Regions from separate parts of the Homo sapiens genome. Here region 2 is linked to region 1. A link is a loop called in an ENCODE intact Hi-C map of the cell type or tissue named here. Cell type or tissue: MCF 10A. All regions are shown on one strand. Links, peaks and the distances in the headings refer to the core of each region. The heading gives the core; the rest is flanking DNA.

Region 1 (15,865 bases), core at 4,863-12,862:
GCATGAACCACCACGCCCGGCCCCCTTGTGCTATTTATTGATTACTTACTGTACTGGGGCTGAGCCAAGGCCAGGGCCCTGTGGTCCATCTCTGCAGACCTGTGTCTGGTAAAATCCTACCGCCGGCCTGAGTTCTGGAGTAGGTCACACGTTTGTTTTCTTTTCTTCTCTTTCTGTTTTTTTCTTTCTTGAGACAGTGTCTTGCTCTATCATCCAGACTGGAGTGCAATGGCATGATCATGTCTCACTGCAGCCTCGACTTCCTGGCCTCAGGCAGTCCTCTACCCTCAGCTTCCTCAGTAGCTGTGACTATAGGTACATACCACCATGCCCAGTTAATTTTTTGTAGAGATGGGCTGTGGGTGGAGGGGTCTTACTATGTTGCCCAGGCTGGTCTCAAACTCCTGGGCTCAACCAATCCTCCCAACTTGGCTTCCCAAAGTGCTGGGATTACAGCTGTCAGCCACCACATCCAGCCCACACTTGCTTTCAAAATGCCCTGCCAACCCAGCAGCCAGCGTTGACATTTCTGCTCTGTTAAGACATTGTTTGCCTCCGGGTTCAAGTGATTCTCATGCCTCAGCCTCCAAAGTAGCTGGGACTATAGGCATGTGCCACCACGCCCAGCTAATTTTTTTTTTTTTGGGGGACGGAGTCTCGCTGTGTTGCCCAGGCTGGAGTGCAGTGGCGCAATCTTGGCTCACTGCAACCTCTGCCTCCCGAGTTAAGCGATACTCCTGCCTCAGCCTCTTGAGTAGCTCGGATTACAGGTGGACGCCACAATGCCTGGCTAATTTTTGTATTTTTAGTAGAGACGGAGTTTCATCATGTAGATCAGGCTGGTCTCGAACTCGTGATCTCGTGATCCGCCCGCCGCAGCCTCCCAAAGTGCTGGGATTACAGGCATCAGCCACCACGCCCGGCCAATTTTTGTATTTTTAGTAGAGACGGGGTTTCACCATGTTGGCCAGGTTGGTCTCGAACTCCTGACCTCAAGCGATCCACTCGCCTTGGCCTCCCAAAATGCTGGGATTACAGGCGTGAGCCACTGTGGGTGGCCAGAAACCTCTCTATACAGAGCAAGGCCTTGGGGGGTGGTTTTATTGACGGACAGTGTGGACCCGTCTCCCTGCCCGTTCGCTGCTGTGTTGCCCAGAAACAACTGACTGTCCCTTATCAGCTCTGAGACAAACTTCAGCCAAATCCTGAAACGGTCCCACCTGCTTTTCAGTTTGTGGTTTAAGGTTTTGGGGTTGTTTTTTTTTTTTAAGGAAGTGAAATGAACAATTCTCCTCTGGAAGAGAAAGATAAGGCTTGAATCCGCCGGAGCAATGTCTGCTGGAAAGAAATATTTTTTAACTTGTGGGCAGTTCTCCAGCTGGGCTGTGTGAGTGAGGAAGCTGGCAGCGCTCTCGCTGAGAGAATTGAATAGTTGCTCCGTCGTGGCAGGGGTTCCTTTCCCCGGCGAGGCAGGCTGTGGGCCCAGGCCAGCCAGGCACAGCGATAGGGATGGCCTTCCGCCATAACGTGGCCTGGAGATCTGGTGAACTGGGAGGCCTGGACCCATTCCCCAGGCCAGCCACCTCCTCCCTCCAAAACACCCACTCCTGGCTGATGGGGGCCACTTGGGGCACCACAGACCTTTGCTATCTAAAAGCTGCATTTCCCAAGCCTTCCGTTGCTTTTTAAAATACAGCTTGACCCTCCCTGACACTGCAGAGTCATTCTCTAGCTTGCTGCCCTCTGGAGACTGCTGTGTATGGCTTCCGAGGTGGCCTTAATGCTCCATTGAGTTTCTGCAGGAACTCACTCCCACCACCTGTTGCAGGATGTGTTTGGTAGCAAATAATAAAAAACCTAGCTCGAAACAGCTTCACAATGCAGGGAATTTGGTGTGATGGAAAATGTGCAGTGGTAGGGTAGGCTTCAGGTCGAGCTTGATCCAGCAGCTTACATCTCTAAGGACTCAGTTTAGGATAGCTGCCAGCCAGCTGGGCTGTGGGATTCCTTGTTTATTCCTACTACTGAACCAATTGCTCTGACCAGGGGAATGAGAGCACCTTGATTTGCTTAGAGTAGTCACCCATTCTGTGGCACCCACACCACACAGCTGCCACAGAATGGGACAGATCGAATTTTGTGGTGCTCACAGAGTCCCCCCAATCCCTTTGTAAAATGTAGTATAGTGACTCCTGTGGAACTGACCTGAGCTGAGCTCATCTGAGCTGTCCTCTGACCATCACCCACAAGTCTGTGTGTTCTTAGAGGGGACAGCCCTAGGCCAGGTGCAGTGGCTCACGTCTGTAATCCCAGCACTTTGGGATGCCAAGGCAGGTGGATCACTTGAGGACAGGAGTTTGAGACCAGCCTGGCCAACATGGTGAATTTCAATCTCTACTAAAAACACAAAAATTAGCTAGGCATGGTGGCGTGCACCTGTAATCCCAGCTACTTGGGAGGCTGAGGTGGGAGAATCACTTGAACCAAGGAGATGGAGGTTGCAGTGAGCCGAGATTGCACCACTGCACTCCAACCTGGATGACAGAACAAGACTCTGTCTCAAACAAACAAAAAAAGGGGACTGGCCCATTCTGTTCTGAGTCTCAGCACCCAGGGCCATCCCTTCTCACCTCCCAACCTCCCTTCTCTGTTCTCTGCTCCTAGCCATGCTGGCCTCCTTTCCATGCCTTTTTTTTTTTTTTTCCATACCTTAAGTTCTCTGCCCTTGGCCTGCCCCAGGGCCTTTGCACAAGCTGTTCCCTCTGCCTGGAGCCCCCCCACCTTGCTGAGTTTGCTGCTTCTGCTTATTCTTCAGGATTCAGAGAATCTGCCCTCAGGCTCTGCCTCCCTGCTCTCAGGGCCCCTTGGGCCTCGCCTGTCCCCACTTCCCAGGGTTTGTAATTGACCGCGTGAGATGAGGGGTTTCTGTGCGAGCACATCGTGATGAGTTTGAGATCCCCCTTGGTTTGTCCTCCCACTGATTCGAGCTGCCCCCAAGCTCACTGCCTTGGGAAGGGGTGAAGTGGAAACTGAGGGATGGCTGGCTTTGCCTCCTGAGAGCCCAGGGCAGGCTGACTGGTGCAGGGGGAGCACTGTCCCGAGAGAGCAGATGCCATGGGCCTAAAGGACCAGGGATGGGAGCAGGCAGCGGGTTCCTGGGCAGAGCTGAGCCTCGGGGAGGACAGCAGTGGGGACTGGTCTGCTTTTAGGTCCCATGATGACGTTAGGTGGGAGCAGGAGTTGCCAGTTTCGGTGGGGTGACCGGGCCAGTGCAGAACGGAGGTTGGGTCGTTCAGGAAGCAGATGCTGAGAAGGACTGCGGAGGGCAAACGGGTTCTTGGGGTTTGAAGGAGGAGTGACACTGGGGAAGGAGCACAGAGGGAACGAAATGCGGCAGGGAGCTGTTAGACTGCGATGCTGGAGCCAGCACGGCCCATGAGAGAGTCCCGCATGGGGCAGAGATGGCCAGGTCTCGCCCGCTCATTGGCTGGGGTCATATGGAGAAGAGTGTGATCTTGCTGAAGGACCAAACTCTCTCCTGGCGCCATGGAAGTGGTGTGTGTGTGTGTGTGTGTGTGTTTGTGTGTGTGTAGTGGGGGTGGGGGGGAGGCACCATCTAGGGACATCCAAAAAGTTCTGTTTCCCACTTCCCCGAATTCACAGCCTGGGTTTGAGCCCCCCTGCGGGGAAGTGGATGGTCAGCAATCCCGGAGGATCTTCTCAGGACCGACTTGGCGCCATGGGAATGCAAACCCATAATAGGAGCCCATTCCCACCGAGGGGATGGCACTGTCCTGTGGGGAATCAGGGAGGACAGGAGGGGCTGGGCTTGTGGAATTGCTTCTGACGCCAGTGAAGCCAGTGGCGAGCAAGGAGACTAAGGTAGTGCTCCCACGAGAGTGCTCCTTGATGCTACTCCCCAGATAGGCTCCCCAAGAGTACTCCCTAGAGTACTTCCCTGAGGGTGCTCCCCAAGTATGTGGCCTGAGAATGTTCAAGTATGTGCCCTGAGTGCTCCTTGAGAGTGCTACCCAAGCATATGCCCGAGAATACTCCCTGCAGGTGCTCCCGATACTGCTCCCCAGATATGTTCCCCCCCAAGAGTGCTCCCCAGATATGCTCCCAAAGAGTACTCCTTGGAGTGCTCCTCTGAGAGTGCTCTCAAGATAATCCCCAAGAGTCCTCCCCAGTAGTGCCAGGGTTGCTCCCTGAGCAAGAGGATAGGAAGCCAGCCTCGAGTTTGCTGATGAGGCTAACCTCACAGCAAACTCCTAAAGTGACGGCGTGGAAGGTGGCACTCGGAGTGCCAGTGTGACTGGGATCACTCTTAGAGCACCACCCTCCAGGCTCTGGTTTCCCCAACTGTAGGGGTGAGGGCGGCATTGGTAAGCAAACTCTACCCTTTAGGATTCGAGAGATAGAAAATCCCAAACAACAGCGGCTTAGCCAAGCAGCGCGTCCTCTCTCACTGGCAGCTCGGGTGGCCATCTGCGCTGATGGGCAGTGGGGGAGGCGTCTTATGCCCTGGGGACGCCTTCTCCTCCGTGAGTCCCCACTCTGCAACCTGGGTGCTGATGGGGCCCTGCAGGCTGGAGGGTGTCCCTGTCCTCGGCTCCCAGGCTCTGTTGCTCCCTCGCTGTGTGCCCTGGGGCAGCTTCCTGAACCTCTCTGAGCCTCACTCAGGGCCCCATCTGTAAAATGAGGTTCTTTCTTTTCACTCATTGAGGAACTCATTTCTTTCCTCCTGCTTCTCAGAAATCAGTCTGGATGGGTAACAAGACATCAAACTGATACTAATCCAGTGGCCTCTGGAGTGGATGCACAAGATCATTTACTCACGTGAGAAAAAAAAAATAACACTTTCTTTTTAAGTTATTCTTTTCTATAAAATAAGAATAAAACAGCCGAGGCAGGAGGATCACTTGTGGCCAGGAAGAGTTCAAGACCAGCCAGGGCAACATAGTGAGACCCCATCTCTACAATAATCAGAAATCTTAAAAAATTAGCCGGATGTGGCTCGGCACCGTGGCTCACACCAGTAATCCCAGCACTTTGGGAGGCGGAGGCAGGTGGATCATGAGGTCAGGAGTTCGAGACCAGCCTGGCCAACACGGTGAAACCCCATCTTTAATAGTAATACAAAAATTAGCCAGGTTTGGTGGCAGGCACCTGTAATCCCAGCTACTCAGGAGGCTGAGGCAGGAGAATCGCTTGAACCTGGAAGGCAGAGGTTGCAGTGAGCTGAGATTGTGCCACTGCACTCCAGCCTGGGCAAAAGAGCAAAACTCCGTCTCAAAAAAAATAAATAAATAAATAAATTAGCCGGGTGTAGTGGTGCATGCCTGCAGTCCCAGCTACTTGGGAGGCTGAGGCAGAAGGATCGCTTGAGCCCAGGAAGTGGAGGCTGCAGTGAATCATGATTGTGCCACTGTTCTCCAGCCTGGGTGACAAAGCAAGACTCTCAAACCAAACAAACAAAAACTTTGCAGGCCAGTAGCAGTGGCTCATGCCTGTAATCCCAGCACTTTGGAGGCTGAGGCAGGAGGATCACTTGAGCTCGAGTTCAAGACTAGCCTGGGCAACACAGTGAGACCCTCTCTCTAAAAAACAACCAACCAACCAACCAAACTTTGCTAACATTGAATGTACAGATTTGCCTGACTTGTGCTGGTAGGGATCTGGAGCAATCACATTTATCTGAGGCCCCGGCTGTATGGCTCTGTGCAAGCTGCCCCTTTCCTGAGGCCTCAGTTTCCCCCTCCTCCTTTGGGAGGAGACACAGAACAGTCCATGAGATGCTTGGAACAGTGCCTAGAAGGGAGCCGCCGAAAGTCGTAGCTGTCCCTGTCCCATGGGAGAGGTGGATCCTCCCAGGGGAGGAGGGCCGGCCCGAGGTGCTCTGCTCACCCTTTGACTTCGTGTTTGGGACACTCGGAGGCTGGCGTGCGGCCGAATAAGTGGATCTATAGATTAACAAAACTAATCCTAATGAGATGGGTGTATGGCTTAAGAAGATTCTTGCTAAAAAAAAAAAAAACAAAACCTTCCCCCCACGCAAACCCACAAAATCCATCTCAGATTAGAGAGGAATGGTGCAAGCCTCTTGCTCCTTGGAACCCGAGGAGACAGTGGGGGTGACAGTGACGTCATCACATGCTGGCCTGTTGCTATTGGCTGGATGGCCAAGAAGTACCACCCAGTGACCCCCAGCAGGAAGAGGCCCAAATCCATGACATCATCCAGAAGATCCTTTCAAAAAGGGATTTGTCCCCAGTGCCCTTCACAGTCACTGCTGGGAGGAAGAGAGGGGTTTAGAGATGTTTCTTGGCTGGGCACGGTGGTTCACACCTGTAATCCCAGCACTTAGGGAGCCCAAGGCTGGAGGATCACTGGAGCCCAGGAGTTGAAGACCAGCCTGGGCAACACAGCAAGACTCTGTCTCTATATAAAAGAAAATTTTAAAAATAAAGAGAGAGAGAGATGGAGAGACAGAGACAGACAAATAGGCAGAGACAGAGAGAGAGGCAGATGGAGACAGAGATAGCAAGGCAGAGACAGAGATCGAGACAGACTGAGACAGAGATAGAGAGACAAACAAGACAGAGACAGATGGAACTGACAGATTAACCGGAGCGGGGAGAGGAGGCGGGAGGGCCGGGAAGCTGAGCCTGGCGGGCAGGACCTGGAGGCTGACCAGGCCTGGGGCCTCCCCGGGCTGATGCGTGGCCACTATTTCCAAGGCGTGGCCAGACTGGCCCAAGCTCCCCTGATGTTCCGGCCTCTCTGGGCAGAGCGGGGCGGGGCAGGGCACTCAGTGTGCCCTCTGTGTGGGGACAGGGTGGGTCTGCACCTTGGAGGGGAGGAGAGGGGGGCAGGTTCCAGCCCTCTTTCCCCCATGGGGTCAGCTGAGGTTTGGGGATTTCAGGGACATTCCAGGTGCGGGTGCAGCAGCTGCCACCAGACTGCGGGGTGTGGGGCCAGGGACAGGCATAGACCAGGCCCCCAGGAGCGGCTGGGCTCTGAGCCGTCCCTAGGGTGTGGTGGGCATCAGGGGCAGGGCTGGCCACCCCCTCGGCCCCTGCAGTGTGGCCAGGCATTGCCAAGCCATGGGGTCAAGTGTGCCCACCCGCTCCAGTGCAGATGGGGAGACTGAGGCCCCGAGAGGTGGTGGCCAGCCCAGGACCACAGGCCACCCTGGGGCAGGCAGGAGGACCAAGGCTCTGTCTCTTGAGCTCGGCCTCTCCACACAGCCTCCCTCCAGGTGGTTCAACGTCCATGACCAGCCCCCGTCACTCGAGGAGCCACTTGGGGGTCTCCAGGGAGGTCCCTTAAGCCCTCTCCTGTGCACTGCGTCCCTGGCTGTGCCACGCTGGGTACGTGGGCTCAGGTTGTGCCCCAGGACTGCCTCTGGGCAAAGTGGTGGCCCAGCTGCTCCCTGCAGACCCTGGGAGGAGGGGAGAGTGGGGATGGGGAGGACCCTCCTGGGGTGGGACTGGGGCCTGGAGTGGGAGGGTCAAGAGGATCAGGGCAGCAGACACCTCCTAGGTCGGCCCTGGGCTCAGCCCTGGACACGTGGGGATCCTGAAATCATGGCAGCACCACGGAGGAGGCCTGGCTGGGATGGGACAGTCCCCAGGCCATGACAGTGTGAGGAACACAGAGCAGGGTTTGGGGAGGTCACAGCCGGCGGAATGTTCTGGAAGGCTTGGCTGAATCACTGTTAGCAAGACTGAGGAAGCTGGAAAAAGCATTCTGGGGAGGGAGCCGCAGGTGCAGAGCCCCCGGGTGGGAACCGCAGGGCCGTTTATGGGGCTGGCAGTGCAGCTTGGTGGGACCTGCGCCTCTCCCTGAGGCACAGCGCGGGCAGGACAGGTGTCTGTGTGTCTGCGAAAGCCTGCTGAGTCTGTGGGGGCCACAGAGAAGCTGGGGATGGGGCTGAGCTGTGACAGCGCCAAGGTGACAGGTGACTGTCCGGGTGACGGGAGATAGGCTCCGTTCAGGGCATGGTGAAGGACTTGGGGTGAAGTGGACACAGGCCAGGGGGACTGAGCAGAGGGACCCAGAGGAGCTGGAGGGGGGTGGCGGGAGGTGGGGCCCCTCTGAGCTGAGGCCTGGGGCCCCACACAGTGGGGGTGGAGTCGTTGTGTCTGAGATGGGAACCTTGAAGGCCTGCGGGGAGGTGATGTCTCAGCTGGAGTCACTGACTGGGGGCTGGGTGAGAACTCCAAGCTCTCGGAGCCGTTGGACAGGAGAAGGGGAGAGAGTAGGAGGGGACCTAAGCCGGGCACAGGAGTTTCCTGGGGCTGAGAGTTTCCCATGAGGAAAGAAGATGGTGGGTCAGGCGGGTGTGCTCCGCCCCCAGTGCCTCCACACCCCCCACCCTCCAGCCTGGGTGAACCCACCCATCCCAGCCTTGCTGGGGGCTGAGAGGCCCAGCCTGGGTTGCTATGGTGATGGGATGCGTGGCCAGCAGGTGTCACCAGAGCCTGCAGAATCTGGAAGGAGCAGGCGCGGACTGGTGGGGGGCGCCTGTGGGACCCTCTCCTGGGGCCCCCTCCAGCCAGACCAGGCCCAGAGAGGTGCCCTCAGAGCCACCTAGGCCAGGAGCCGGAGACACAGCCCCGCCATTGGGGACACAGCCCAGGACAGCAAGGAGCTCTGGTTGGGATCACGGGAGGGGGATGTTGGCTCAGGGGGAACCCTGTGAGGAGTTTCCAGTCGGCAGGCCTGTGAGAAGCCGGTTCTACCACCGTGGGATCCTGGGCCTCATTTTCCCCGTCTGTAAAATTGTGCCCAGGCCTTGCCCAGAGCAGGGAACCAGTAAGACTTAGAAGTGGCCAGGTGCAGTGGCTCATGCCTATAAACCCAACCTTTTATTTTGTTTTATTTTTTTGAGACGGAGGCTCGCTCTGTCGCCCAGGCTAGAGTACAGTGGCACGATCTTGGCTCACTGCAACCTCCGCCTCCCAGGTTCAAGCAATTCTCCTACCTCAGCCTCCCGAGTAGCTGGGATTACAGGCGCACACCACCATGCCTGGCTATTTTTTGTATTTTTAGTAGAGACAGGGTTTCACCATGTTGGCCAGGCTGGCCCCAAACTCCTGACCTCAAGTGATCTGCCTGCCTTGGCCTCCCAAAGTGCTGGGATTACAGGCGTGAGCCACCGTGCCTCGCCTAAACCCAGCTTTTTGGGAGGCCAAGGTGGGAAGACTGCTTGAGGCCAGGAGTTCAGGACTAGCCTGTGCAACATAGCCAGACTCTATCTCTAGAAAAAATTTAAAAATTAGCTGGGGATGGTGGTGCACATCTGCAGTCCCAGATACCTGGGAGGCTGAGGCAGAAGGTTGCTTCAGGCCAGGAGTTCAAGACCAGCCTGGGCAACATAGCCAGACTCTGTCTCTAGAAAAAATTTAAAAATTAGCCAGGTGTGGTGACGCACGCTTTCGATCCCAGCTACTTGCGAGGCTGAGGCAGGAGGATTGCCTGAATCTAGGAGTTTGAGGCTGCAGTGAGCTGTGATCGCGCCACTGCACTCCAGCCTGGGTGACAGAGCAAGACCCTCTCTCTAAAAAAAAAAAAAAAAAAAAAAGGAACTTCAAAGTATCTCTGGATCAGAAGCCACTTTGACCCAGGAAGCAAGGCACACGCACATGCACACGCCTTTGCACACACGTGTCCGCGGCGTATACAGAGGCACAAGTCTGAATTTCACTGCATTTCACTTCTTGGTTTGAATCTCCTGACAGGGCCTCTGAGGTCAGAGCCCCAGGCCTAGAACACGAATTCCACTGTCTAGAACCATCTACTGAGGCCCCAGGGAGGAAGCTTGGGCCAGGCAGGTCCTGGCTTTTAAAAAATTTGTATATATATACATATATACACACGTATATATATACACGTATATATATACACGTATATATATACACACGTATATATATACACGTATATATATACACACGTATATATATACACGTATATATATACACACGTATATATATACACGTATATATATACACACGTATATATATACACGTATATATATACACACGTATATATATACACGTATATATATACACACGTATATATATACACGTATATATATACACACGTATATATATATACGTGTGTATATATATGTACTTTTTTTTTTTTTTTGGCAGAGACAGAGGTCTCACCATGTTGGTCTTGAACTCCTGGCTTCAAGCGATCCTCCTGCCTCTGTCTCTCTAAGTGCTGGGATCACAGGTGTGAGCCACCGTGCCCAGTCCTGGCTTTACTGCTCCTGCTACGCACCCCTCTCTGAGCCTCAGAGGGGTCCCTGGCCTTGACATCTCCCCCCGGCTGGGCCATAGGACAAGGCCTGGTGACTGATGAATGAGGAAACTAGGTGGGGCCTCTGGAGAATGATGGAGGGCACGGTGGCTGGCGAGCAATTCCACCCTGGAATTAGGTGAATCTGCGGGCTCCCTCTAGCCCAGTCTCCCTCCCCTCCCCAGCCTTCCCCTCCTCTCCTCCCAGGAATGCTGCCAATGCTAGGGATATGCCGAGGCCTGCTCTTCTCCTAAATGAAGTCTCCGCTGCCGGCATTAGCTTACTTTCTGCAGAAAGCAAATTAAAGGGGCTGCTGAGGAAGGTATTTGGATCCTTGGGGCCGCTCCCAGAGTCCTTGCACCTGTCCAGGGGTGGATCTGGCCTGGGGGGCCACCATGGTTCCAGGGCCCCAGTCCCAGGCCCCTTCCTGGAATTCCCCTTCCCAACCCCTGCTCCTGCACGTCCAGCTTTCTTTTCAAAGTCTCGCCGGCCAAAGTGGGGAGGGGGGACTTGCCTGCTTCGTGCCTGGGGCCCTAGCATCAAAATGGCCAGTCGCCTGTCCCTCTGCGGGCTGTTTTGGCCTCTCAAGGTTACAGACCGTGTCTTTAAGTCTCACTGTATATTTTTTCTGATTATAAAAGCAATCAATTTTACCATAGAAATGTCAGGAAATAAGGCTGGGGGTGGTGGCTCATGCCTGTAATCCCCAAGATTTGGGAGGCTGAGGAGGATCACTGGAGGCCAGGAGTTCAAGATCAGCCTGGGCAACAGAGTGAGACCCCATCTGTACAAAAAATACAAAAATTGGCCAAGCATGGTGATGCATGCCTGTCGTCCCAGCTACTTTGGAGGCTGAGGCAGGATCACTTGAGCCCAGTAGTTGGAGGCTGTGGTGAGCTATGATGGCGCCCTGCACTCCAGCCTGAACAAGAGTGAGACCCTGTCTACAAAAGAAAAAAGGCAGTGCCTGCGTCTACCCCCTGCCTCTCTTCGGTCCATTTTTCTCCCTTTGTCTTAGGAGTCTGAGGCTCTGGCCCACCCCTCCCCACCTTCAGTGTGTTTCCTTCCACGGGGTGAGGTACAAAGAGGGAGGGCTGGGGTCAGGGCTGGGCACAGGGCGGGATGAGGTGGGTGAGGGTACCCGTGAGCTTCTCGCCAGGTCTCCTGCCCCACCCACAACTCCCCCAGCCGCTGAGGAGCCCCCAGCAGAGCTGGGGTTGAAGAGGCAGCTTGTCCCCCGACCTTCAGGAATGGCAGCCTGCAGCAACTGGAACAAGGCCCCACCGTAAAGCTCTGTGTGTCCCAGGTAAGGCTGAGAGAGAGAAAAAAGACCCCGACAGCTTTTGTCTGTTTCCTGGCAGGGATGGGGTTCTAAGCTCTCTTTGTCTAGCTGGGGAAGTGGCTTGTAGACCAGGTCAAGGGACAGAAAGCACGAATTCATCCATCCATTAGCCTATCTGTCTGTCTGTTTATCTATCTATCTATCTATCTATCTATCTATCCATCCATCCATTCACCCATCCACCCACTCTTCCGTTCACCTACCCACCCACCCACCCACCTGTCCATCCATCTACCCACCCATCCACCTATCCATTCACTCATCTATCCACTTCTCCATCCATCCATCCATCCATCCATCCACACACTCATCCATCCATCCATCCATCCACTCACCCATCTACTCATTCACCCACCGATCCACCTACCCACCCACCCACCCATCCACCCATCTACTCATCCATCCAAACACCCAATGTGGTAGCGTGTGCCTGTGGTCCCAGCTACTCAGGAGGCTGAGGTGGGAGAATCGCTTGAGCCCGGGAGTTTGAGGCTGCAGTGAGCTATGATTGTGCCACTGGACTCCAGCCTCAGTGACAGAGCAAGAGCCTGTCCCTTAAAAACTAAAAGAAAGTGGCAGTTTTGGAGAGCAAATGCAGCCAGGCCAGTGGCTGGAGAGGCCCCAAGTGGTACTAGAGCAGGTGGCTGTGGGATTGGGTGTTCTGTGTGGGCCTCCCTTGGCCATTCCTGGTCAGCAGTGGTTCGTGAGTTCTGGGCCACCAACCCTCCCTGTATCCTCTTTAGCAAAGTGGAGGGGCCTACAGGGTCACCAGCCCCCTGGGATATGCTGAGGGGGCAACTCTGGGCCAGGAACCCCTCACTGGGTGGGCACGCAGGGCAGGTGCCCTGGAGACCTGTCCCCCAGAATAGCCCCCTGGTATGCCCCTTCCTGGCCAGGCCCCGTTGGGTAAAGGGGGGCATGGTGGAGAAGGTGGGAGGGAATCAGGAAGGACCCCACCTCGGAGCACCAAGTCCTGTCCACCCGGCCCCACCACACTTTGATCTCAGAGCCCCCAGGGGTGGGAAGGAACCCATTTTCAGAATCCATTTCCTCCCTGTCAGTTACAGGGAAATCAGAAGAGAGAGACAATGCCAGAAAAAAACAAACAAAACAAAACAGAAAACCCTCCACAAACCATTAAAACATCCCCTCTCCCCGGCACTCCACCCTGGCCTCAGCATTGTTTTCCAGAGATTTCTTGGGTGAGAAGAATGAAATTCAGTTCAAAGAAATGTTTATGGAAAACAGTGTCCAGTGTCCAGTGCTGGCGGGGCAGTGGGGTCCTCTCCTGGGAGGAGCCTCGGCCTGTCGGGGGGACGGCTCTGAGAGTCCCCTCCTGTGTCCCCCATGGGGTGGGGCGCTGCAGGGAGCACTGCAGGTCGAGGGAGCAACGCTCAAGGTCAGTGCCCAGCAAGCTGAGGTAGGAGGCTCCGGGTATCCAAGAGCAGCCAGACCTCCTAGGGAGATGGGCGGGTGGCCACAGCCTAGGTTGCTTCTAATGACAGGAGTTTGCTCTTGCACAGTGCTGGAGGCCAGCAGTCCGAACTCAAGGTGTGGGCAGGGCTGGCTGCTTCTGGAGGCCGTCGGGGAGGCTCCGTTCCAGCCCTCCCTGCAGCTTCCCGAGGCTCCAGAAATCCTCGGTGTTCCCAGGCCTGTAGCTGCATCGCTCCCATCTGTCTCCGTCGTCACATGGCCTTCTCTGTGCCTGTGTCCCCTCCTTTTCTTTTCTTTTTTCTTTGTTTTTTTTTTGAGATGGAGTTTCTCTCTGTCACCTAGGCTGGAGTGCAATGGAATGATCTCAGCTCACTGCAACCTCCACCTCCCAGGTTCAAGTGATTCTCCTGCCTCAGCCTCCCGAGTAGCTGGGACTACAGGCACCCGCCACCACGCCTGGCTAATTTTTTGTGTTTTTAGTAGAGACGGGGTTTCACCATGTTAGCCAGGATGGTCTCGATCTCCTGACCTCATGATCCGCCCGCCTTGGCCTCCCAAAGCGGTGGGATTACAGGTGTGAACCAGCCCGCCCGGCGCCCCTCCTTTTCTTGGAAGGACACCGGTCACTGGATTTAGGGCCCATCCTAAGCCCAGGATGATCTCCTCTTGAGATACTTAACCAATGACACCTGCAAAGATCCTGTTTCCAAATAAGGTCACATTCTGAGGTCACAGGTGGACAGGAAGTTTTGGGGGAACATCATCCAACCCCCTGCAATGGGAAAATTGACATGCAACTATTTGTTGTTGTTGTTGTTGTTTTTGTTTTGAGAAGGAGTCTCCCTCTGTTGCTCTGTCGCCCAGGCTGGAGTGCAATGGCACAATCTCGGCTCACTGAAGCCTCCATCTCCCGGGTTCAAGAGATTCTCCTGCCTCAGCCTCCCGAGTAGCTGGGACTAAAGGTGTCTGCCATCACGCCTGGGTAATTTTTGTTTTTGTTTTTTGAGATGGAACCTCGCTCTGTCACCCAGGGTGGAGTGCAATGGTGTGATCTTGGCTCACTGCAGCCGCTGCCTCCCGAGTTCAAGCGATTCTTCTGCCTCAGCCTCCCAAGTAGCTGGGATTACAGGCGTCCACCACCATGCCCAGCTAATTTTTTTACTTTTAGTAGAGATGGGGTTTCACCATGTTGGCCAGGCTGGTCTTGAGCTACTGACCTCAAATGATCTGCCTGCCTCGGCCTTCCATAGTGCTGGGATTACGAGCATGAGCCACCGTGCCTAGCCAAATTTTTGTATTTTTAGCAGAGACAGGGTTTCACCATGTTGGCCAAGCTGTCTCAAACTCCTGACCTCAAGTGATGCACCCGCCTCAGCCTCCCAAAGTGCTGGAATTACAGGCGTGAGCCAATGTGCCCAGCATTTTTTTTTTCTTTTTTGAGACCGAGTCTTGCTCTGTCGCCCAGCCTGGAGTGCAGTGGCGCGATCTCGGCCCACTGCAAGGTCCGCCTCCTGGGTTCACGCCATTCTCCTGCCTCAGCCTCCTGAGTAGCGGGACTATAGGTGCCCGCCACCACGCCCAGCTAATTTTTTTGTATTTTTAGTAGAGACGGGGTTTCACCATGTTAGCCAGGATGGTCTCGATCTCCTGACCTTGTGATCTGCCTGCCTCGGCCTCCCAAAGTGCTGGGATTACAGGCGTGAGCCACCGTGCCCGGCCTTTTTTTTTTTTAAAGACAGGGTCTCACTGTGTCTCCCAGACTGGAGTACAGTGGCACAATCAAGGCTCACTGCAGCCTTGAACTCCAAGGCTCAAGAGATCCTCCTGCCTGAGCCTCCTCAGTAGCTGGGATTGCAGGTGCATGCCACCACACCCAGCTAGTTTTTAAATATTTTGTAAAGAAGGGGTCTTGCTATGTTGCCCAAGCTGGTCTCCAACTCCTGAGCTCCAGTGCTCCTCCCACCTCATCCTCCAGAGTAGCTGGGACTACAGGTGTGCACCACCACACCTGGCTAATTTTTCAATATTATGTAGAAATGGGGTCTCGCCGTGTTGCCTAGGCTGGTCTTGAACTCCTGGCTTCAAGTGATCCTCCTGTCTCGGCCTCCCAAAGTGCTGGGGTTACAGGTGTGAGTCACTGTGCCTGGCCCACCTACTGTGTTCATTCCCTAGTGCCGCGGTTACAAATGCCCACACGCTGGGTGGCTTCAGCAGCAGAAACCTATTGTCTTACAGCTCTGGAGGCCAGAAGTCCCAGATCAAGGTGCAGGCAGGGTTGGCTCCTTCTCTAGTCTCTCACGGAGAATCCTTCCCAGGCCTCTCTCCAGCCTCTGGTGGCTGCGGGCCACGCTTGGCGCTCCTGGGCCCGTTGCTGCTTCTCTGCAGTCTCTGTCCCGGCCGTCAGGCACTCGTTACGTGGGAGTGCGCTCTGTGTCTCTTAAGGACGGGAGTCATTGGATTTAGGGCTCACTCTAATCAGGCACGCTTATCTCGAGAGCCTTACCTTAATTCCATCTGCAGAGTCCGTTATTCCCAGTGAGAGCCTATCTGAGGTTCCAGTGGACATGTCTTTTCGGGGGACACCCTCCAACCCCCTACCGTGCTTATCTGTGGGTGGCTGGGTGACCCACCGTCCCAGGGATGAGAGGGTGCCTGGATGGAAGGTGTTCAGTGAGAAAACTGGGGCATTCCCGGGCACGCCGGGTCGGTCGGTCCTAGGGGCATTGAGTAGGGACTGGCATGTGGGTTTTGTAGCCTCGGTGGTAGGCAACACTTCCG
Region 2 (14,296 bases), core at 4,449-12,448, 600 kb after region 1:
CTAAACCATGATGTGAAACTGACAATCCTGTGGCCACATGGCACAAAACACCAAATATTGGTTATGATGAAACACCACATTTTAGCAAAACTTTACTAAATGTAATGTCTATGAGATATGTTTCTGATCTTGGATGACCATTTGATCACTGCATATGAGAAGTTTTGTTCATTCCACAGAATACCTCCTTATAGGAAAGTTAATTTCCAATTGCACACATAAGCAAAAAGGCATTTTCTTCAAGAATTTTAAACACTTTTATTTTTAAACGATTTATCAAAATTCATCTCTAAATTTTACATGTAGAAACATAAAAAAGTAATTTCTAGCAAGCACTTGACATCTTACTGGCTTTCTGCTCTTTTAGTCTACAAAAGATCAGCAATACTTTAAGTTAAAAAAAATCTCATAATTAAGCAGTAGAGCATCTATGATTAGGAAATGTGAGGGGCAACAGATGTGAATGAATGAAAGTTGAGTCTTTCTTAATCTAGACAGCAAACTTAACAGGCTTTCCAATTAGCCTTGCTTTAACCCCTCCCGTCCCTCCTCTAACTCTGCACTTTTCATGTTAAACTGCAATTACTTAAACTCTTTTCCTGTCCTGCATTAATTTTCCAAAGTTGGAATATAGTCATGTCCTTTTATGCTGTAGAGACTTTTCTTTCACCATTACTTTCTGATATCTAGTACACAGTATTTCTTTTTCTCACATCTTTGCCGTTTCACCACAATAATAAATCGGGTGAAGTGTGCACAATATCTGTATTTTGAATGGCTATGGCGTTAGGTTGAAATGGCCAGGCACAAATTTAGTCTGGTCATTTTGTTTACACATTGGGAAAAAAATTAGTTTATTAAACATTACCTGTAACTGTGTCTGTTTTACCAAGCTGGAACCTTGGGACTTTTTATTTCTAATTTTTATTACCTGAATGTCAGACCATTTTTTCATGTGATGTACCTAGTGAGTGGAGTTTGCTTTGTTTTATGGTATCTGTACTCCTGGTATATTCAAGCACTGTTTTGAAAACAGATGACTTATTTCTCCATTAAAAATGCAATAAAAATAAATGGCAAACAAGCAAAGTGAAACTAAAATACTGGACAATAGTACGATTTAAATCTAAGATATGAATTCAGATGTACTTACATTGTTCTGAAGGAGGGTAGAGTCACTGATGAACCTTTCGATCTTACTAAGTCTAGAACGTAGTAATGTTTAGGGAAACATGAAAAGGTTAAAATTTCAAGTAAGTAAAAGTAAAAAATGAAGTTAAGCTGAATCCAGAAGAAGGCAGGAAAGAAAGGGGGAAAGCATACAAAAAAATAGAGTAAAAAGAAAACACGATCTATGGTCATGGAAATGAAACCAAGTATAACTGTCACTACAATAAATGGACCAAACTTCCTGATTAAAAAAGGCAGAGATGGTCAGATTCCACGGGAAAACCAAGTCCAACTGTATGCTGTTTTACTTAAAAGAGACACAACCAAAATAAAAGAATGGAAAAAAGGCACGCTAATGAAAAGAAGCTGGGATAATAACAACATTATTCAAGTAGGTGTCAGAGCAAAAATAATTATTAAGGGCAAGAGCACCATGCATTAATGATAGAAGTCCTACAGCATCAGGAACATTTAATGATTTAAAACTTGTCTGCACCTAATAACTCAGCCTCAACATAAAATAACAAAGATGAACAGAAATTGTTAAATGTGTCATTATCATAGAAGATTTCAAAACAGCCTTTCATTAATTGATATCAAGCAGATAAAAATAGAAGGGAAACAGTTTTTGAACACAGTCCGGTGTAGTGGCTGGTGGACTTTTCGCATTAAGGACCAGATAGTAAATATTTTCAGCTTTGTGAAGCCATCCGGTCTCTGTCACAGCTACTTAACTCTGCCTTTGTAGAGGGCAATCAGTCATAGACAATATGTAAACAGATGGCCAGGGCCGGATTTCTCACCCATCCCTATCAGCCATTGTTTGCCATGAATGATCTGGTGAATGTTTATTATAGAACCTTCCACCCCACAATTGGAAAATGCATGTTATTCTCAAATAAGCATTGGGCATGTACAAAAATTAACCTCTTGCTATATCAAAAGTAATATTTAACATACTTCAAAGTATCTGATTTATAGGACATGTTCTCTCACCACAGAACAGTAAGTTAGAAATTAAGTAACAGCATAAAGAAGACACAAAAAAGCTCAAGTCATGAAAGAAGAGATTGGTACAATTAAGAGATTTTGTTCATCAGATAATGAACCGTGAAAAGTAAAAAACTGAAAAACAGGCCCTAAGCTGGGAGAAGATTTTGTGATAAGATAAAACTGACAAATGATTACTATCCAGAATATATTAAGGGTGACAAAGGAAAAAGTCTGTTTTAAAGATCAACAGGCCGGGTGCGGTAGCTCATGCCTGTAATCCCAGCACTTTGGGAGGTCGAGGCGGGTGGATCGCTTGAGACCAGGAGTTCGAGATCAGCCTGGGCAACATGGCAAAAACCCATCTCTACTAAAAATACAAAAATTAGCTGGGTGTGGTGGCATGTACCTGTAGTCCCAGCATGTACCTGTCAGTCCCAGGAGGCCGATGCAGGAGAATCGCTTGAACCCAGGAGGTGAAGGTTGCAGTGAGCTGAGATCAAGCCACTGCGCTCCAGCCTGGGTGACGGTGAGAGTCTGTCTAAAAAAAAAAAGCTGGATTCAGTGGTTCATGCTTGTAAGCCAAGCATTTTGGGAGGCCGAGGCGAGCGGATCACTTGAGGCCAGGAGTTTGATTCCAGCCTGGCCAATGTGGTGAAACTCCACCTTTTGTATTTTTCTCTACTAAAAATACAAAAATTCGCTGGGCATGGTGATGCGCACCTGTAATCCTAGCTGCTTGGGAAGCTGAGGCATGAGAATCACTTGAACCCAGGAGACGGAGGTGTCAGTGAGCTGAGATCAGGCCACTGCACTCCAACCTGAGCGACAGAGCAAGACTCTGTCTCAAAAATCGAAAACAATAAAATCCCCAACAACCCAGTTTAAAAAATGGGCCAAAGAAGCGCATAAGCACTTCACGGAAGAGGAGCTAGGAACGGCCAATAAACATGAAAAGATGCCCAATCTCAGTAGTAACAAGGAAAATACAATATGAGACCAGAGAGGCATTTCTTTTTTTTTTTTTTTTTTTTTTTTTTTACAAAAATAAAAAAGTCTAACAGTGTCTAGGTATGGTGAGGATGAGGAGCAACGGAAACTCGAACGCGGTGCCAGTGAGAACATGGTGCAAATTGTTTTGGCCCCTTTGGGAAGCAGCTTGGTCTTATCTAGCACAGTTGACGGGCCCACACTCTGCGTTCCAATTAGTCTCCTCGTAGGTCTTCACCCTCATGCTGTGGGACACTGATGTACTTCATCTTACTGATCCCCTTAGTCTTTGGGGTGACCAGAGTCTGTGGGACCACAGCCGTGTCCAGAACTCTACACACCTTCTAGTTTACCTCCAGTGTGCCATTTAACTACCATAATTTTCTCTGGTATTTCTCGTGGTGGTAGAAAAGTCAGGAAGCATTTGAAAATGAGTATGAGAGTGTTTATGTCAACGTTTTGTAGTAGCCGAAAGTTCCAAACAATCCACATATCCATCAATGAGGGAATGGCTGGATGGTGGCATATTCATGCAATAAATACCATAAAGTTGTGAAATTAGACCGTAGCTGCCTGCGTCAGTGTTAGCTGTGTGTCATCATGTTGAGGGAAAAGCACAAAAATGCACACAGTGTGATACCATTTACATAAGGTTTCAAAATAAGCAAAGTAGAGCAGTGTAATTTAGGGTTCCAAAAATGTGTGGTGTAACTATAAATGAAAAAAGGCCATGTTAAACACGGAATCCAGGAAAGTGATTCCCTTTGGTGGGGTGAGAGGTGGGGACAGGCAGGAAGATGTGCTTGGGAGGGTTGATGTGACTCTGGAACTAGTGCATTCTTTTTAGGTTGGGTGGTGGATGAAATGGTGTTTATTTTGTTATTAGTCTAAGTTACAAATGCTTTCATATGTGTGAAATATAATTAAACAACCAATACCAAAGTGGTATCTTTTTGTTTTTGTTTGTTTGTTTGTTTTGATACGGAGTCTCGCTCTGTCGCCCAGGGTGGAGTGCGGTGGCGCCATCTCGGCTCACTGCAACCTTTGCCTCCCGGGTTCAAGTAATTCTCCTGTCTCAGTCTTCCGAGTAGCTGGGATTACAGGCGCCCGCCAACATACCCAGCTAATTTTTGTATTTTTAGTAGAGACAGGATTTCACCATATTGGCCAGGCTGGTCTTGAACTCCTGACCTCAGGTGATCTGCCTGCCTCGGCCTCCCAACGTGCTGGGATTACAGGCGTGAGCCACCGCGCCCGGCCCAAAGTGGTAACCTCTTTATCAACAATGACAAAAACCAAACACCACCCTCCCCAGAAACAAAAGCAAACAGAAAACCCCACCTAATGCCCCCTCATCAGTTTGGAATTGCATTTGGCCAGGTCAGAGTAGCTTGGGCACAATACAGCTTTCTTTCACCTAACAGTAAGTTCGGGGCTGGTAACGGTGGCTTTCCTGGTCACCAGGGACCAGGCTTTTTCTACTTTCGGCCCCATCATTCTAGTTCATGCCTTCTATCTTCAGGGTTACCTCAAGGTGCAGGATGGTTAATGGGGCCCCTGCCATCACATCTTCATTTAAGGCAGGAAGAAAGAAGGAAGACGGGGAATGGCAAAGGTGTACCTGCAAACTGCCCACCTATGGAGCTTTCGGAGAAGTCCCAACAGCGGCATCCCCTCATCTTTCACTGACTGCACCGTAGTCACATGGCTGTGCCTACCTGCAAGGGAGACAGGAAAATGTCTCTTTTCTTAGCTGGGTACATCACCTCACCAATAGCTTAGGGCTTATGCTATTAAGAGGAAGGAGAGAATGTCTAGTAAATGGCAATGATAGTCTTCTCTTTCACAACACACATATATTTAGAAGTTCAAAATCACTTCCAAATAACTTTCCATGTACACCCAGCGTATTTTTTTTTTTTTTTTTTTGAGACAGAGTTTCACTGTTGTTGCCCAGGCTGGAGTGCAGTGGCGTGATCTCGGCTCACCACAACCTCTGCCTCCCAGGTTCAAGCGATTCTCCTGCCTCAGCCTCCCAAGTAGCTGGGATTACAGGCACCCACCACTATGCCTGGCTAATTTTGTATTTTTAGTAGAGACGGGGTTTCTCCATGTTGGTCAGGCTGGTCTCAAACTCCTGACCTCAGGTCATCTGCCCGCCCTGGCCTCCCAAAGTGCTGGGATTACGGGTGTGAGCCAACATGCCCGGCCTACCCCCAGCATCTTAAAGTCAGCAGTGGCACATGGAATCTCCATCATTCTTTGAGTATTTGACTTCCTTTCTGCTATTTAAAAGGCCCATGTGTTTAGGTGAGGCCCACCTGGATAATCTCCCTTTTGATTAACCCAAAGTGAACTGATGAGAAAACTTATTTACATATCTGCAAATATCTCTTTTGTCATACAACAAAACATAATCTTGAAATGACACGAACAGTTCCCACTCACGCTCAAGGTTGGAGGGCGGGTTATGCAAAGCAGGGGTCACTGGGGGTCATCTTAGAATTCTGGCTGCCACAGCCTGCCCTCTGGCCTCCAGTGATCCATAGCTACACCCACATGCAAAATACACTCACCCCATCTCAAGGTCCCCCAGTCTCATCCTCTTATAGTATCACTTCAAGTCTAAAATCTCATCATCTTAATCTAAATCAGGTGTGAATGGGGCGTCTGGGTATAATCCATTAAGTACCACTCTTGGGGCGCTATTTCTTTCCATCTGTGGACCTGTAACACTAAAGACACAAATATCTGCCCCAGCCCTCCCAACTTGCAAGGGTGGGACAGGCATAGGGTAACAATCACTCTGGTTCAAAAGTGAGGGAAATGGGCCAGGCGCGGTGGCTCACGCCTGTAATCCCAGCACTTTGGGAGGCCGAGGCAGGTGGATCACATGAGGTCAGGAGTTTGAGACCAGCCTGGCCAATATGGTGAAACCCCATCTCTACCAAAAACACAAAAATTATCAGGGTGTGGTGGCACATGCCTGTAATCCCAGCCACTCTGTGCTATGTGGGCAACATAGCAAGACCCCCATCTCTACAAAAAATAAAAAATTAGTCAGGCATGGTGTCACACACCTGTGTTCCCAGCTACTCAGGAGGCTTAGATGGGAGGATTGCTTGAACCTAGGAGTCTGAGGTTGCAGTGAGCTTTGAACATGCCACTGCACTCCAGCCTGGGCAACAGAGCTAGACCCTGTCTCAATAAATACATAAATAAATAATAGGAGGAAACGGAAGGTAAAAAGGTGCCACTGGCCTGGCCCAAAGCATTTTTGAACTCTAGTGAGGCAAATTCCAGTGGAAGTTCTTTTGTTCCGTTCCAAGGCCTGGGGTAGTCTCTCAGCTCTGCCCTCTGTCCTCTTGGTGCCACCCTCTGGGATCTTGGCTTCATCCTCTGAGTCATCTTTCCCTCTGCATGGACGGTAGCATGTCTATCAGCCACTTCCTGTCTGTAGCCACCCCCTTCATTTTTCAGTGTCTCTGTTCCCTTCAGTCTAGGCCAGCCAGTGTTTCTGCTGGTATAATTTTCTGAAGAGCCTGTGGGCCGGATGAGGATTTCCTGAGAATTCACTCCAGTAGACAGAAGCCACATCCATAAATGTCTCTGAGATAATCCCTTCTCTACTTTCAGCTTCTGGTGAGATGGTGGAGGGACAGTGCTCTTGAACTTCCTTGAGGTCCTCTGTTTTGACTAAGAAAAATATATGAGGAACACCCTGACTCTACTGAGTCATTTATGTGGCCAGGTACCCTGACCTTTTGGTCTTCCTGGGTTTCAGCAAAGGGTTGTCCAGACCCACACTTGGTTTTTCCTCTGTGCCTCTCATCAGAAGCCATTTCTGACTTTTGGCATCTCTTGTCATCTGGGAAGGCTGCGCATTTTCAAACTTGTCCAGTCCTGGTTCTTTTTTTGCTGAACAGTTCTTTAATTTCTCTCTCTCCTGTTGCCTCTTAACCATAAGCAGCAAGAAGAAACCAGGCAGCACCTTCTACACTCTGCTTGGAAACCTCCTCAGCCATCTCTTCAGGTTCACCATTTGCAAATTCTGTTTCCAGCAATTGCAGGATGACATATTCAGTGAGCTCCCTGCCCTCACATCACAAGAACCCTCCTTCCTCCAGTTTCCAGTAACATGCCCCTCGCTTCCTTCTGAGCCTTCGCTGGCAGTCTTGTGAGCCATCTAGGTTTCTGCTGTTTGCAGCAATTTTGCCTTTCTCTGAGGTGATTTAGGAAAGTTCTCACTTTATTCTGAGAAAGAAGCAATGTCTTTACTGTGCACATTTCCTAGTAGCCTGTTCAAGGGAATCTAGACTTTCCCCATCCTGCTTCTCAGAGTCCTTCTAGCCTCCACCTATTGCCTGGTTACCAAAGCACCTTCACATTTTAGGTATTTGTTACAGTAGCACCCCATTTCCTGGCCCTAAAATCCGAACTTTTCTTTTCTTTTCTTTTTTTCTTTTTTTTTTTTGAGACGGAGTTTTGCTCTTGTCACCCAGGCAATGGCATGAGCTCGGCTCACTGCAACTTCCACCTCCCACATTCAAGTGATTCTCCTGCCTCAGCCTCCTAAGTAGCTGGGATTACGGGTGTGTGCCACCATGCCCGGCTACTTTTTCTTGCATTTTTAGTAGAGATGGGGTTTCACCATGTTGGCAAGGCTGGTCTTGAACTCCTGACCTCGGATGATCCACCTGCCTTGGCCTCCCAAAGTGCTGGGATTCCAGGTGTGAGCCACCACACTCGGCCCTGAACTTGTTTTCTATTGCTTGCAACTACAAGTGCAGCTTAAAACTATACTATTTAACTTACGTTTTCCACAAGTCAGGAGTCTGGGCACGGGAGAGCTGGACCCTCTGCCCAGGTCTCACACGGCTGCACTCAAGGTATCGGCTGGGCTGCGTTCCTTTCTGGAGCTCAGGGGCCTCTTTCAGACTCACAAGGTTGTTGGCAGAGTTCAATTCCTTGTGGTTTTAGGACTGAAGTCTCTGCATCTCTCCCCTTGTCTCTCTCTGGCTCACAGCCGTGGACCACTCTCAGCTCCCAGTGACTGTTGTCAGGTTGCCCCGTGATGCCCTGGAGAGCTGCCCTGGCATCACACACGTCTCACACCTCAAACCTCTCTGACTTCTCTTCCGTGACCAGCTGGAGAGAACTCTGGGCTTTGAAGGAGCACACGTAATTAGGTTCGGCCCAGCAAATAACCTCCATATCTCAAGGTCAGCTGATAGACAACCTTAATTATATCTGCAGAATCTCTTCTGCCATGCAGCATAATCACAGAGTGAGCCCAGGGGGCAGAGACCATGGAGCCATCTTAGAATTCTGCCCACCATAGTGACCTTCCATGCTTTTTCTGTGCTTATATTATTCTGCAGGGGACTTCTTACACATGTATATACATACATACAGGGTTCTTTCTGTCAAAGGTTTTTTTTTTTTTTTTTTTTTTAAAGGGATCGTCTGTGTAGTGTGGGTAAAAGGAATGAAGAAAAAAATAAAAAGAAAACAATGAGGGAATCATATACTTAGTTTTCTGTATTTTTCATACCAGATCCTCTCTGGAAAATACATCGTGTGTTATACCTCCAATTCATTCATCTTAATGGTTATGGAATATTCCTTGGTGTAGACGAAACACTCTATGTATTTGGGGATTGTTAGGAACAATTTTGCAACATACATTCCTACATATACTATATTTCACCAAGAAAAGATGTTATCAGTAGTAAGATCACCAGTGTTAACCACCATAAAAAATACAATTAAACTAGGACATAATACTTTCTTATTACCTAGGATTTTTATTTTTGTACTTAAGCTGTATTGTAGCTAAAGATTTATTTCAACACAGATTGTGATCTGTGTTCGTTTTGTGCGTACGCAGAAAGGTATGCAGGAGTGAAATGAATTAAGATTCTAAGTCTTTTCAAATGAGAGCCGTCCCTGTCCACACTCCCCACACAGTATCATTTTCTTTGTCCTCAAGAGGATTGGTGATGTGGCACCCCCTGCTGTCTCTAGTACATTCTTCCAAGCCACCTGCCATTCGGTCTGCAGGTTTGTTGCAGATAACAGCTGGAAGGCATGTTCATGCCTTGGATGGTCCTGAATGAACTGAAATGTTTCAGAACCTTGCCCCAGGCAACAAAAACCAAGCTGTAGCCTCACAGCTGCAGCCTGGCCGACATTCCACAGAATACAGGATGCCTTCCAGTTCCAGAGATGTTAGAAGATAAACAAGTGTGTTTAGGAGTTGATGGAATTGATCCCATCAACGTTCATTCATTCATTAATTCATTCTTGCAGTAGAATGAAAACTATGTACACTTAAATATTTTTACTTATTTTCACCAAAGTTATATATATATGTGCACAGTTAAAGCAATAGTTTCTCATTACCGATTAAAAGCAAAACAGCAGTTCTCTGCCATAGCCGTTCCTTCTTCCCAGTTTTGAACTCCCCATAACCACTTTCAACTGTGAACTCTTTCTTTCTGGCTTTTAATTCCCTTTTTTTTTTTTTTTTTGAGACAGAATTTCCCTCTTGTTGCCCAGGCTGGAGTGCAATGGCACGATCTCGGCTCACCACAACCTCTGCCTCCCAGGTTCAAACGATTCTCCTGCTTCAGTCTCTCGAGTAGCTGGGATTACAGGCATATGCCACCACGCCCGGCTAATTTTGTATTTTCATTAGAGATGAGGTTTCTCCATGTTGGTCAGGCTAGTCTCAAACTCCTGACCTCAGGTGATCTGCCCGCCTCGGCCTCCCAAAGTGCTGGGATTACAGGTGTGAGCCACCATGCCCGGCCTAATTCCCTATCTTTAACAAACGTATCCTACTATGTCTTGGTTTTTAAAAATTTCAGACATTTTCTAGTGACTTCCTTCAGTGGAAAATGAGAACTTAGGTCTTTTCACCACCCGCCTCTCCAAATTTCCAATTCCTATTGCCCGATCTTCTCAATAGAGCCATGTTTTTTTTTAAATTAATAATCAGGGTTTACCTTTTTATGATCATGTATAGCTTTTCACAACTAAAGATGGGTCTATACAAATATTGTTTTTCCTTCCTGTCCAACTTTTATTTTTCTTTGTAGTTAATTATTGTCCTTCTTGCTTGTCCATTCTTTTCCTTGCTACTTTTCATTATTTCCGCATTCCCTTAACACTCTGTTGTCTTCCCTCTTTTAAGATGTTCAGATATATTCGATATCTTATCAATTTCAGCTTCTTGGAGCTATCTTCCTTGTCTCTGTTGGACTGGGGGCTTATGACGTAAAGAAATGTCTTTGCTGGGTTTTTTTTTTAAAAAACTTTTATTATAAGAGGTATTTTTATACCATAAAATTACCTGTTTTTAGTATACAATTGAATGAATTTTTAGTAAATTTACAAAGTTGTGTGATCATCATCATCACAGTCCAGTCTTAGCAATTTTTTTTTTTTTTTGAGACGGGGTCTCACTCAGTCACCCAGTCTGTGCAGTCACCCAGGCTGGAGTGCAGTGGTGTGATCTCAGCTCACTGCAACCTCCACCATCTCCCAGGTTCAAGCAGTCCTCCCGATTCAGCCTCCCGAGTTAGCTGGGACTACAGATGTGTGCCACCATGCCTGACTAATTTTTGTATTTTTGGTAGAGACAGGGTTTCACCATGTCACCCAGGCTGGTCTCGAACTCCTGAGCTCAAGCGATCCGCCTGCTGCGGCCTCCCTAAGTGCTGGGATTACAGGCGAGAGCCACTGCACCCGGCCGGCACGTTTTCATCACCAAAAGATCCTTTGTGTCTATTAGCAGTCAGCCGGTCCCACCCCCAGACCCAGGCAGCCCCTGATCAGTTTTCTGGCTCTATACATTTGCTTTTTCCAGATATTTCGTATATATAGAGTCATACCTGTGTGTTTTTTTTTTTTTTTTTTTTTTTTTTTGCATCTAGCTTTTTTCACGTAGCATATTTTTGAGGCTCATCCATGTTGTAAGAGGTATCATCAGTATTTTGTTCCTTTTCATTGCTAAACAGTAGCCTATCGTATGGATAGATTTTGTTCATCTGTTCACCCGTTGATGGACATTTGGATTATTTCTCCCTTGTTGACTATTCTGGATAATGCTGCTGTGAACATTTGTGCATAAGCATTTGCGTGGACGTGTATTTTTTACTTCTCTTGGGCATATACCTAGGAGTTGAACTTATGAGTCACAGGTAAATTCATGTGTAACATTTTAACAAACCGACAAGCTGTTCTCCACAATGGCTGCACCATCTTACTTTCCAGCAATCGTGTATGAGGGGTCCAGTCTTTCTGCACTCTTGATATTGTTTAACTTTTTTGTTGTTGTTGTTTGGTGAGACGGAGTCTTGCTCTGTTGCCCAGTTGCAGTGCATTGGCGTCATCTTGGCTCACTACAACCTCTGCCTCCTGGGTTCAAGCGATTCTCCTGCCTCAGCCTCATGAGCAGCTGGGATTACAGGCACTTGCTACCACACCCAGGGAATTTTTGTATCTTTAGTAGAGACGGGGTTTTACCATCTTGGACAGGCTGGTCTTGAACTCCTGACCTCAAGTGATCCACCCACCTTGGCCTCCCAAAGTGCTGGGATTACAGGTGTAAGCCACCATGCCTGGCCTGTTTACCTTTTTTATTATAACCATGGTAGTGGGTGTGAAGTGGTATCTTATTTTGGTTTTCCTCTGCATTTCCCAAATGACTAATGATGTTGAGCATTTTTTATTGTATTTTACTGTACTTATTGGCCATGTATATTTATTCTTTGAAGAAATGTTTATTCAAATCCTTGTCCATTAAAAAATGTGGTTGTGGCTGGGCACGGTGGCTCATGCCTATAATCCCAGCAGTTCGGGAGGCTGAGGTGGGTGGATCACCTGAGGTCAGGAGTTTTGAGGCCAGCCTGGCCAACATGGTGAAACCCCATCTCTACTAAAAATACGAAAATTAGCCAGGCATGGTGGCACACACCTGTAATCCCAGCTACTTGGGAGGCTGAGGCAGGAGAATCGCTTGAACCTGGAAGGCGGACGTTGCAGTGAGCTGAGACAGCACCACTGCACTCCAGCCTGGGCAACAAGAGCAAGACTTCGTCTCAAAAAAAAAAAAAAAAAGACAGATGCAGGGGAGGGAAGGGAGTTGGAATCATTTTCTAGATGGCAAGGAAAGACTCCCCCACCAAAGTTAAAACTCAAGATACTTAAAAAAGCAATAGGGCCGGGCGCGGTGGCTCACGCCTGTAATCCCAGCACTTTGGGAGGCTGAGGCGGGTGGCTCACGAGGTCAGGAGATCGAGACCACACTGGACAACATGGTGAAACCCCGTCTCTCCTAAAAATATAAAAATTAGCTGGGCATGGAGGCAGGCACCCGTAATTCCAGCTACTCAGGAGGCTGAGGCAGGAGAATCGCTTGAACCAGGGAGTCGGAGGTTGCAGTGAGTCGGAGGTTGCAGTGAGCCAAGATCGCACCACTGCACTCCAGCCTGGTGACAGAGCGAGACTCCGTCTCTTTAAAAAAAAAAAAAAAAAAAAAAGAAGATTGTAGCTCTGGAACAAAAGAGACAAATAAGCAGTGGTGCCTGAGATGAAACAGCGCCCTCCATAGGGCTGTCGCTGTTGGTGGCGTGCCCAGCGCCATGCTGGACGCGGTGAGCAGGACTGTGCTTCGCTGGTCACCGTGACCCTCTCTAACGAAGGGCTCACAGCTTCCCGGGGTAACTGGCTACAGCCCCTGGTTTCGGCTGGAGGAAGTTCTCGGTTACGCCACGCTGCTCTCTCCTCGGCACAGCCCCGGAGAGCTCTGTCTCCATCTGTGTCTGCCTAACAAATGGCTTAAGCATTTTATCTCCTCAGTTACCCATTATCTTAATTAGGTTTTCAGTTGCTTTTCAGAGAGCGCGATTGTTGTTCCCTGAGTAAGACTCTAATTAGTGTGAGGCGGTCCAAGTTTCATCATGGAAATAATACCCTAGAGTATGTAAAAAAATAATTTCTTCCCCGTCTAAAAAAATGGAACCTCTCATTTTGCCGAAAATTTGGAAAGTAAGTGAAAGTATAGAGAAAGGAGGAGAAATCACCTGTCAGGTCACCTCCCGGAGAGAATCATTTTCAACGCTTTGGTGCTTTTCATTCTGGTGTTTTCTTAGTGTATGCATTCATTTACTTCATTTATTGATCGATTAGAGATGGGATTCTGGTGTTTTCTCAGAATATGCCTTCATTTTCTGACTTCATTTATTAGAGATGAGGTCTTGCTCTGTCACCCAGGCTGGAGCCCAGTGGCACAATCATAGCTCACTGCAGCCTCCATCTCCTGGGTTCAAGTGGTACTCCTGCTTCCACCTCCTGAGTAGCTGGGACTAAGACGTGTCCCACCACATCTGGTTCATCTTTTTATTTTTGTGGATTTGGGGTCTTGCTGTGTTGCCTAGTCTGCTCCCAAACTCCTGGCTTCAAGTGATCCTCCCGCCTCAGCCTCCCAAAGTGCTGGGATTACAGGCATGAACCACCATGCCCAGCCTACATTAGCTTTCTTTAGGTTAGGTTTCTAAAGTATTCTGTAAATATAATTTTCATATACAGGACACCTCTCGCTTCTTTCTTCCTTTTTTTTTTCCTACGTAGGTCAAATTCTAACACCCCTCGTTTCTTAATTCGGTCCCTTTCCTCAGTCCTAGCACTCAGGGGCCACATGTGGTTGACTCCTGGGTCATGAATCCAACATGATTTGCTTCTGATCTTTAAATATATTACTGGCCAGGTGCAGTGGCTCATACCTGTAATCCCAGCACTTTGGGAGACTGAGGCGGGAGGATTGCCTGAGCACAGGAGTTTGCGGCCAGCCTGGGCAGAATAGTGAGACCCTGTCTCTATAAAAAATACAAAATTAGCTGGGCGTGGTGGTGTGCACATGTAGTCCCAGCTACTTGGGAGGCTGAGGCAGAAGGATTGCTTGAGCCCAGTTAGGTGGAGGCTGCAGTGAGCTGTGATCGTGCCATTGCACTCCAGCCTGGGTGACAGAGCAAGACCCTCTCTCAAAAACAAAACAAAACAGCCTGAATTTTGCTTATTCACCATGTCTAGTCACCTTGCTAAATTCACTTGTTAATTATAATAATTTTTCCATAGATTC

What was found. Hi-C counts contacts between places; a loop is a spot of excess contacts. Peaks named below come from ENCODE experiments on the same cell type or tissue, not always from the same donor. Only the 100,000 strongest peaks of a DNase experiment are listed, where the experiment ranks them.
Region 2: it touches region 1 in a loop (9-fold over the local background); 2 of 110 quality-filtered maps call a loop at or near these places.

What each region holds. Positions count from the first base shown.
Region 1 is chr7:5,443,478-5,459,342 of GRCh38, reverse strand. It overlaps a transcript of FBXL18 not described here. Among named protein-coding and RNA genes, the nearest start is that of LINC02983, 22 kb to the right of the region's middle. RefSeq lists enhancers at 3,138-3,638, 7,007-7,712, 12,800-13,632. In MCF 10A, for the core only: a CTCF peak has its summit at 8,491 (motif pointing right); no DNase peak of the experiment used is centred there.
Region 2 is chr7:4,844,526-4,858,821 of GRCh38, reverse strand. The region is part of intron 2 of RADIL (Rap associating with DIL domain); the gene reads left to right. It overlaps PAPOLB (poly(A) polymerase beta), which reads left to right. Exons shown (of 1, transcript NM_020144.5): 1 at 1-1,084. Among named protein-coding and RNA genes, the nearest start is that of PAPOLB, 10 kb to the left of the region's middle. In MCF 10A, for the core only: a CTCF peak has its summit at 9,152 (motif pointing left); a DNase peak (open chromatin) is centred at 9,151.